Linked DNA regions of Homo sapiens: regions 1 and 2 are each linked to region 3. The links are chromatin contacts, found by Hi-C or POLR2A ChIA-PET in ENCODE. All regions are on one chromosome and are shown on one strand. Each heading gives the region's core, a stretch centred on a gene start or an enhancer-like site at or near the end of the contact. The rest is flanking DNA. Distances are from core to core; before and after follow the strand shown. Region 1 overlaps MSI2 (musashi RNA binding protein 2). Region 2 overlaps MSI2 (musashi RNA binding protein 2). Region 3 overlaps MSI2 (musashi RNA binding protein 2).

Region 1 (2,700 bases), core at 193-2,692, 51 kb before region 3:
CAGGCACCCACCCCCACGCCCAGCTAATTTTTTCTGTTTTTAGTAGAGTTGGGTTTTCGCCACGTTGGCCAGGCTGGTCCCGAACTCCTGACCTCAGGTGATCTGCCCGCCTCAGCCTCCCAAAGTGCTGGGATTACAGGCTTGAGCCACCGTGCCTGGCCAGTCTTTTTTAATCTTTTGCTTAGGAAAGAGAGTGACGGGGAAAGAAAGGTTTAATTCTGGACCTTACTACCCACACATACCAGATCTCCCCTCTTTGCATAACTTCTTTTTTGGCGGGCATGTTTCTTCATTTTTATCTTCTTGATAACTTTGATGCCCTGGTTGGACTCTTAAGCAGATTATCCTTGGGTGGGGACGTCAGCAGGGAGAACCACCCCAGACTAAGACAAGTTGTGTTTTGTCTGTCAGCCAAAAGCACTCTTAGCAATCCGACATAGACATCATTTTAGATGTACAGAGAAGAAAGAACAACACAGTATTGATAAGATTTCAGCAAGATCCCCCCTCCCCCAAAGACGAAAACACACAAAACTTAATGCATTGCTCTGTAATGCCTTGGTTCCTAGTTTCCTAATTAGGCCTGTGGTTTAGCAGAGTGCACCATCTCAATACACAGATGGTTTTTATGTAAAAAAATTTTTTTCAAATGTTAATTTCCAGTGACTGATGTTTTATGCCTAAATCATTTTCCATTGTTTATATTTGATAAGAACTGTATTTGAACTGCTCCTTTATAAGTTGGAGTCTTTTGTAATGGGATTTAACTTACTGGTTTTACAGGTGTATGAAAATGTTAAGCCGTGTATTGTATTTGAGAGTTTGAAAATTCTTCGTTGCAGCTAATTTAAGAAAAAAAAAATTAAACAGGTGATTAGCAGCTGCTTTCGGTTTTGAATGTCCTCGCTTTGGGGTTTTGTGTTTGCTTATTCGTGTGCAAATTGGTGTGGTTATTTTGGACCGGTTGAGACGCTCCAACATTGCACCTCCCAGGCCAGCTGCCCAGGGCCCATTCAGTAGACCCTTCCCCGCTTCTCGGGGCTGATTTGTTCTCATCTTGTGTGCTCGAGAGCTTGCTCTCTCCTTAATGATTCAGGCCTTCCTGAGAAAACAAAGCAGCTCTGGCCCCGTTTCTCCTTGAGGACAGCCTTGTTCACTGCCACAAAGACCCTGCTTTCTCCCCAAGCAGAGGAACTGCCTCTCGGGGCAGCCAAGAACCACAGACCCAGGCGGCTGCAGCTCCTACTTCTGAACTTCTGGTCTCCCGAGTGACAGCTTCTGCATGGTCTTAAGCTCCAGGACCCCCAAGGCCACCCAGAGTCAGAGTCCACCGCCGGTGGGAAAAACAACATTAGGAAGTGGGTGGTGTGGTGTAGAAGGGGCTGCTTAGAGCTTCTGGCCTTCGGAGCTGGATCCAGCCACTTGAGCTTCATTCGGCAGCACACAGACACCTCCCCTCCCTCCTGCTCTGCCCCAGACCTTGTGCTTTCTTGGCACCGCTGGGTCGTGCCTGCTCAGACCTGGTCAGTGTGCTTGCCAGGGCGAGGAGAGCTTTGCATAGGCCGCTGCTGCTTACTTATTAACGATGACGCTGGTGGGAGCTGCGCCACCAGCTCCCTATCCAGGCCTTTGTGGTTGCATCCTGTTCACATAAAGGTGAAATCATGACCTGCCCGACTTGATTTTTCAGTTGAGGGGCTTTTGTGTATGTGTCGTTCTTGATCCAGTAAGAGGATTGTGCTTTCATTCACAAAGATTTGATCAGTAAATAGGAAGAGAAAATACTCAAGGGAGAAATGCTTAGTGTTCCGATTAATACATTAATCTTTTTTTTTGATGAGCTGAAGGTGCTCTGTTGTTTCTCTTGACTGAGTCTTTGCCCTTACCTTTGACCTTAGTGACTTGATCATCCAGCCAGGATCTCTGTACAGCCCCATCTCCTTTCTGAGGTCTTGTGGTCACACACATGCTTTCCTGCTTCTGTCTTGAATGATACTCAGTGAACCCCACAGCTTTGGGGGCTGCTATTTGAGGCACCACACTTGGCAGGCTTGGCTCCCACGGGGAGTTGCAAAGCTTGCAGTTATAGACCTTGGCAACTATTTGCCCTTAAAGAAAAGCATCAGTGAAAAGTTGAGGGCAGAGGGAAGAAGAGAAAGATCTTCGTGGGTTTTTCTGTGTGTGTGGGGGGGTGTGTGTGTGTGTGTGTGTGTGTTTATGGACAGCATTTGTACCTGTAAAACCAGAATGACTCCTTCAGGCATTTTTTCTCCTGGGTGGTTGCATTCATGGGCTGAAGCTGGCTCTTCTGAAGATTGCAATGATATTTAAGGTTAAGGGCTTGCCAGGTAACACCTTGAATGACTCAAGGCTCTGAGGCCAGGCTGCGTCCATTTGAAGGAAGGAAGCATCTTTTTCTGATTCATGCAAAGGCATCTTATGGACTAATGGTCATCCTAGAAAGTCATCACTAGTACAAGGATCTTTTGGAAAAGTGAGATTGGAGAAGGTTGAGTATGAAAGTGATGTATTAGAAAGGTGAATATGGGATGTGAGATCCTAGTCATTAGCGTTTGGAGGGGGCCTTGGAGGTTTGTTAGATCAAAGCTTTCATTGTGCAAATGAAATGGCCCAGTGAGGTTAAAAGAGGGAAGGTCACACAAATTCCATGAAAACCATAAGTACAAGGTTTGAGGAAAA
Region 2 (2,700 bases), core at 103-2,602, 51 kb after region 3:
CTAATTTTTTGTATTTTTAGTAGAGACGGGGTTTCACTGTGTTAGCCAGGATGGTCTCGATCTCTTGACCTCGTGATCCACCCGCCTTGGCCTCCCAAAGTGCTGGGATTATAGGCGTGAGCCACCGTGCCCGGCCACATATTTTTAATATATGTGTGTGTATACATATTTTAATCTCTCAATGGCCATCAGAGATTTAGGTCACAGTGTTACCATGCTTTAGTCAGAAGGAAAGAACTCTGGGTCACTGTGCAATTTCTGGTTGGCTTTTGGAAGCTGACAGCCTCATTGCTGATATCTTCTTCAGGAGCACAAAGTCTCTGACTGGGAACTGCTGGCTACATGGATGGAGAGCCCCTCTCCAGCTCTAATACTCTCTGTGTTCCATGCCTCTGGGTTATCAGCAAGAAGCCCAGCTGCTCGGCCCATAACTCAGATCAGTTAGCATATAAACTCCAGAAAATAATTGCCCTCTTAATTGCTACTGATACCATGTCTTGAACCAGGCTTTGTTCAAGGTGGGATACAGGTGGGACACAGGCTTGGTTCACAGGTGGGAGGGTGCCCTGTGCAGGCCGTGGGAGGATAATTTGAGAATTCCCTTGCCTGTCCCTGCTCCGCGGTTGCTGGGCACCTGGCGAGAGCGTTGGGTTGTTTGCTTTGGGTAACTATGGCAGATCCTTTTAATTGCCACCAAATAACTTCAGCTCAACCTCGTCAGTGGTTGTTTTGCTGCGTCGCTCGGAAGAATGCCTCCCTCTTTGTAAGAGCTGGATGGATGGGAGCTTGGCAGAGGCAGGCCAATGCTCTTTAATGTTTTCCTTCCCATTTAATAAGTGTTGAGTAAAACTTGAGTTTAGGGTGTTTATGTGGCACAAAAGGTAAACCATTTGTGGTGTTTTGGAACCTGGGCTAAGTGTTTCTCACACACATCCTCATGACATGGTAATGACTACCTTTGTGTTAAACTTGGGTCACTGTCAACTTTCTTCTGAAGTGCTCCCTGCTTTGTTTTGGGGGCAGGGGTGGGAAAGGAATGAGGTGAGAGAAGGTGAGGTGAACATGGGATGCCGCACGGGGGCATTGTCCTCAGTCGGACTTTCTAGAAAAAGGCATCACGCGGCCTGGAGACAGGAAGGGAGAGATTTTAATCATCTGCTGTGGCTTTTGCTCTTCTGACATCAGAATGGTAGGAGGCCCTGAACTTTTGACCTCTGGCTCCAGGTCCATAAATGTCCCGAGGTTCCCAGGAAAAGGAAGACTTGTTAGATGGGAACCCTGATGTTTGATTAGAGCAGCTTTTAGTCACTACTGTCATGTGTTTGTTTATTCAGGCACCAGTTGCATCTGAGTAGTGGTAGGTCCTGGAGACAGGAGGCACAGCCTTTACTCATGGCCTCATGGTAAGGTAGAGTCATGCAGAACATTTAACGAAAGTATGGCTTGGCCGGGTGTGGTGGTGACTCACGCCTCTAATCCTAGCACTTTAGGAGGCTGAGGCAGGAGGATTGTTTGAGCCCAGGAATTCAAGACCAGCCTGGGCAACATAGCAAGACTTCATCTCTACAAAAAATTAAAAAATTAGCCGGGCACGGTGGCTCACACCTGTAATCTCAGCACTTTGGAAGGCTGAGGCGGGCAGATCACCTGAGGTCAGGAGTTCGAGACCAGCCTGGCCGACATTGTGAAACCCCGTCTCTACTAAAAATGTAAAAATTAGCTGGGCGTGATGACAGGCACCTGTAATCTCAGCTACTCGGGAGGCTGAGACAGGAGAATTGCCTGAACCCGGGGGGTGGAGGTTGCAGTGAGCCAAGATCATGCCACTGCACTCCAGCCTGGGCAACAGAACGGAACTCTGTCTCAAATAAATAAATAAATAAATAAATAAATAAATAAATAAATAAATAATCAGTTGGGCGTGGTGACACATGCCTGTAGTCCCAGCTACTTGGGAAGCTGAGGCAGGAGGATCACTTGAGCTTGGGAGGATGAGGCTGCAGTGAGCTGTGGTTGCACCATTGCACTCCAGCCCGGGTGACAGAGCCAAACCCTGTCTTGGGAAGGAAAGAAGGCAGGAAGTTAGGGAGGGAAAGAGAAAAAGGAAAGGAAAGGAAAAAGAGAGAAAGAGAAGAAAAGAAAAAGATTTGATGGGCAAAATCCTGTCTTTGGAAGGAAAGAGGGGAGGAAGGTAGGGAGGGAAAGTGGAAAAGAAAAGGAAAAAGAAAGAGAAGAAAAGAAAAAGATTTGATGTACGCCACCATGAAAGCAGGTAGAAGGCAGAGGAATCATGAGGAGCTGGATGGGTTCACCTGGGGAGAGTACTAATGGGACATGAGGCACCCCGCCTGTGTGTTTGGAGAACTACAGCAGTTTGCAATGCCAGAAGGAACAAAGGGAGGCGAGGAACCATGGCAGTAGGGTGGAGGTGGGCAGGGGCAGGTCCCAGTGGTGCTAGGAAACTTGTACTTTATCCATAGGCAGGGGAGCTGTGGCTTCTATAGCCTTCAAGGGGAGGTCACCATTGAGCCGAGAAGGGAGAGGAGCTTTCTAGGCAGAAAGCGTGGTTGACTGAAATGGCAGAGTGTGTTCTGAGGAGGGTGGCAGGCTCTGGGTGGTGCATTTCTTCCGGCCAAAGGAGAGACGTGAGGCAGGAGCTGTGTGTCTTCCATACTGTGCTCACTCACCATGCTCAATGCT
Region 3 (2,700 bases), core at 23-2,522:
ACCCCTTTTGATACTGTATGTGTGAGGAGAGTCATACCTGGAATAAAAGTCTCATAAAGCCCTTTGAAATTTAAAAGGCATGAGATCTGTGAGAAGATAAATAAGCCTGAGAGTGGACTGTGATCCTCAGGTAGTGTTTTCTTGCTTTAAATGTGTGTCGTAGATAAACAGAGCTCTGTGCAGTGTGGTTCTCTCAGAGGAGGCTTGGAAAACAAAAGTCTTGTGTGTCCTTTGTGGACATCTGAGCTCCCGTGAGGCTTTGTCCTCTGAAGTGGTTCATGTAGGTGGGTTGCCCGGGGAGTGGTCAGCCTCCCGGGCCTCACCCTGTCCTCTGCTCCACCTTTTTCTGGAGAGCCTGGGTGTTGCCCTTCAGACCTTCTTCAACGACAATTGTAGGCTGGACCAGGAAGGACCATGCGCACGCTCTTCCCTGGCTGAAGGCTACTTTTGTGTTTAAATTTTCTTCCTCTAATAGCCCAGAACAAAGCCAACACTGTCCCCATGTTTTATTAATCTTCTGCCTGGTTTGTGTCAGCATCTCCCTCTGGAAGTGTGTCATAAGGGGAGGGGACTTTATTTGCCCCCTGACCCCTGGCCAAGCTGCTCAGTGGGAAACAGCACAGCGAGTAGACAGGAGAATCCTGCTTCCTCTGCCTCCTCCACCTTCTAGGCCAGGTGGCAGAGGCAAACAAACCTTACCCATGAGTAATATGATCCTGGGGCTTTGCAGGTAAACCCTCCTGCTAAACAACTTTGTGTTTTCCTGGTGAACTTTTCCTCCATAGACTGATTTCGGCTGAAGCCAGTAAGGTTGTCGAGTTCTAAAGATTGAGCACCCTAACGTTACTTCTCTTAAATTTTCGTATTTTTGCTTCAAAAAGGAGATTCTGAAATACTGGGTTTCTAGGAAAACTTCCCATTTCCCTCTTAGTATATAAAATATAGCCAGCTGTTGTTAGGCAAAGGCATCAGACATTATTATTGCTCGTTAACAGTGTTTTAAAATATACAAATAGAAAACTAGGATGCCTTCTGGGTAGCAAGCTGGGAAAACTTTGAGATTGTGCTAATCAAATGCCATGTGCATTTGCATAGTAGGTAGAGGAACAAGGCCGAATAGAAGAACAAGGCTCAAACTTCAGCTTTGCTGTTTGACCGCATTTCCTGGTATGATTTAGCTGTATTTACTTTTTCTGCTGCGGCAAGGAGAGGAGAGCCAGCGGTAGGGGAGCCCTTGGGCACAAAGGAGTTAATGAGCCCTGGGTGGGTAGGGGCGGGGGGGCGGTATGAAGTACTTCCACCAGCTCACCTTCCCAGAGTCCTCCTGGGCCCTCTGAAGACGTCACTTAACAATGGAGTTGTTAGTAGGAGAAAATAAAGCCTTTTTCTCCCTAGATGTAGTTCAGTGGGAACTGAAAGTGTACCAGAAATCATGGTTCAAGCTTGTGCCAGTGGGTGCAAGGGGTGGTTCTTATGGAGGAGAAAGCGCAGTTCATTTAGACTTGGCATTGAAATCGAACTCTGTTGTTCGGTGGAGTGAACATTGATATGGAGATTCCCACCCGCCCCCCACCTCCGTAGGATACCCCCTTACACAGGTCCTGTATGCTTTTCTTTTTCTTCCATTTTCTTTCTTTATTTTCTTCTTTTGTCCTCTTAGAAATAGTCTCTCTGTAGACCGGCCAGATTTGTCAAGTTACCACCCTCTAAATTTTTACAGCTCCGTATATTCAGACTTGGTATTTGTGAATTAGCTAAAAGTGGGCTGCCAATCTGTACTTTATTTACATTCGAAGCCATATTAGTGAGAGCCCCAGAAAAAAATGTTAATATGCAGGAAGAGGCAAAAGGGTTGAGTTTCTGACTGTTGCTAACCTCACCACTGCCTTTAAAACCAATCATGAGGCACACGGCTGATATTTAATAGCTTTTAGCTGATTATTTTTCTTCTCCTCCTCTTTCTTTTCTATCCAAGTTGACCTGGGTGTACTTGAGTGGAAATGAAGTCATCCAAATGCTGAATTAGAATAATCACAGGCCTCTAAGAATGAAATGGAAGCAGAGATTAAATGGCGGAGGGAAAGCCGGCATTAATAAGGACCAGGAAAACTTTGCATAAAATAAATAGGAGATGGAATAGATTGAATTTGTATATGCTGCTTCCATTTCTTCCTCCATTTTGTGTTGTCTTCCTAAGTCGAGTTACTGGCAAAGTGGGATTTGATTTGCCACAAGGACTCATACCTTCTGCAGCCTAGGTGATGGGCCTTTCTTCTTTGTGGGACGTTTGTGTGACCATTGATGTTTCCAGGAAGGAAGAATCTGATGGAGGGGCTGTTACCATGAAATGTTGATGATTACTTGGTACAAGTAGTGCGTGGGAGACAGATGAAAGAGTGTGGGGCACAGGCACAGTGGCTCACGCCTGTAATCCCAGCACTTTGGGGGGCCAAGGCGGGCGAATCATGAGGTCAGGAGTTCGAGACCAGCCTGGCCAACATGGTGAAACCCTGTCTCTACTAAAAATACAAAAAATTAACTGAGCGTGGTGGTGGGCACCTGTAATCCCAGCTACTCGGGAGGTTGAGGCAGGAGAATCTCTTGAACCCAGGAGGTGGAGGTTGCAGTGAGCCGAGATCGTGCCACTGCACTCTAGCCCGGGTGACAGTGTGAGACTCTGTCTCCAAAAAAAAAAAAAAA

Evidence for each region. A loop is a pair of places that touch in the nucleus more often than their neighbours do. ChIA-PET counts read pairs that join two places held with the same protein, here RNA polymerase II (POLR2A). Pooled maps may share reads with other maps.
Region 1: a map with no recorded cell type shows a loop between it and region 3 (4-fold over the local background). The contact joins two enhancer-like sites. A Hi-C loop is called at or near these places in 6 of 168 maps with a recorded cell type or tissue (Caco-2, Caki2, OCI-LY7 and 3 more), 5 of 37 single-sample maps with no recorded cell type and 6 of 50 pooled maps. POLR2A ChIA-PET finds 5 or more read pairs at or near these places in 6 of 52 experiments (GM12878, HepG2, OCI-LY7 and 2 more).
Region 2: a pooled map shows a loop between it and region 3 (2.5-fold over the local background). The contact joins two enhancer-like sites. A Hi-C loop is called at or near these places in 4 of 168 maps with a recorded cell type or tissue (HepG2, IMR-90, astrocyte of the cerebellum and 1 more), 8 of 37 single-sample maps with no recorded cell type and 12 of 50 pooled maps. POLR2A ChIA-PET finds 5 or more read pairs at or near these places in 9 of 52 experiments (AG04450, B cell, GM10248 and 6 more).

Annotation. Positions count from the first base shown.
Region 1 is chr17:57,356,014-57,358,713 of GRCh38, forward strand. The region is part of intron 5 of MSI2 (musashi RNA binding protein 2); the gene reads left to right. Among named protein-coding and RNA genes, the nearest start is that of MSI2, 100 kb to the left of the region's middle. Within about 2 kb of position 1,443, at least 23 of the 41 ENCODE cell types and tissues checked have a DNase peak (open chromatin) inside an H3K27ac peak, as active enhancers do; they include GM12878 and OCI-LY7, where a contact is called at or near this core.
Region 2 is chr17:57,458,264-57,460,963 of GRCh38, forward strand. The region is part of intron 6 of MSI2 (musashi RNA binding protein 2); the gene reads left to right. Among named protein-coding and RNA genes, the nearest start is that of MSI2-AS1, 150 kb to the right of the region's middle. Within about 2 kb of position 1,353, at least 3 of the 41 ENCODE cell types and tissues checked have a DNase peak (open chromatin) inside an H3K27ac peak, as active enhancers do.
Region 3 is chr17:57,407,324-57,410,023 of GRCh38, forward strand. The region is part of intron 6 of MSI2 (musashi RNA binding protein 2); the gene reads left to right. Among named protein-coding and RNA genes, the nearest start is that of MSI2, 150 kb to the left of the region's middle. Within about 2 kb of position 1,273, at least 13 of the 41 ENCODE cell types and tissues checked have a DNase peak (open chromatin) inside an H3K27ac peak, as active enhancers do; they include GM12878 and OCI-LY7, where a contact is called at or near this core.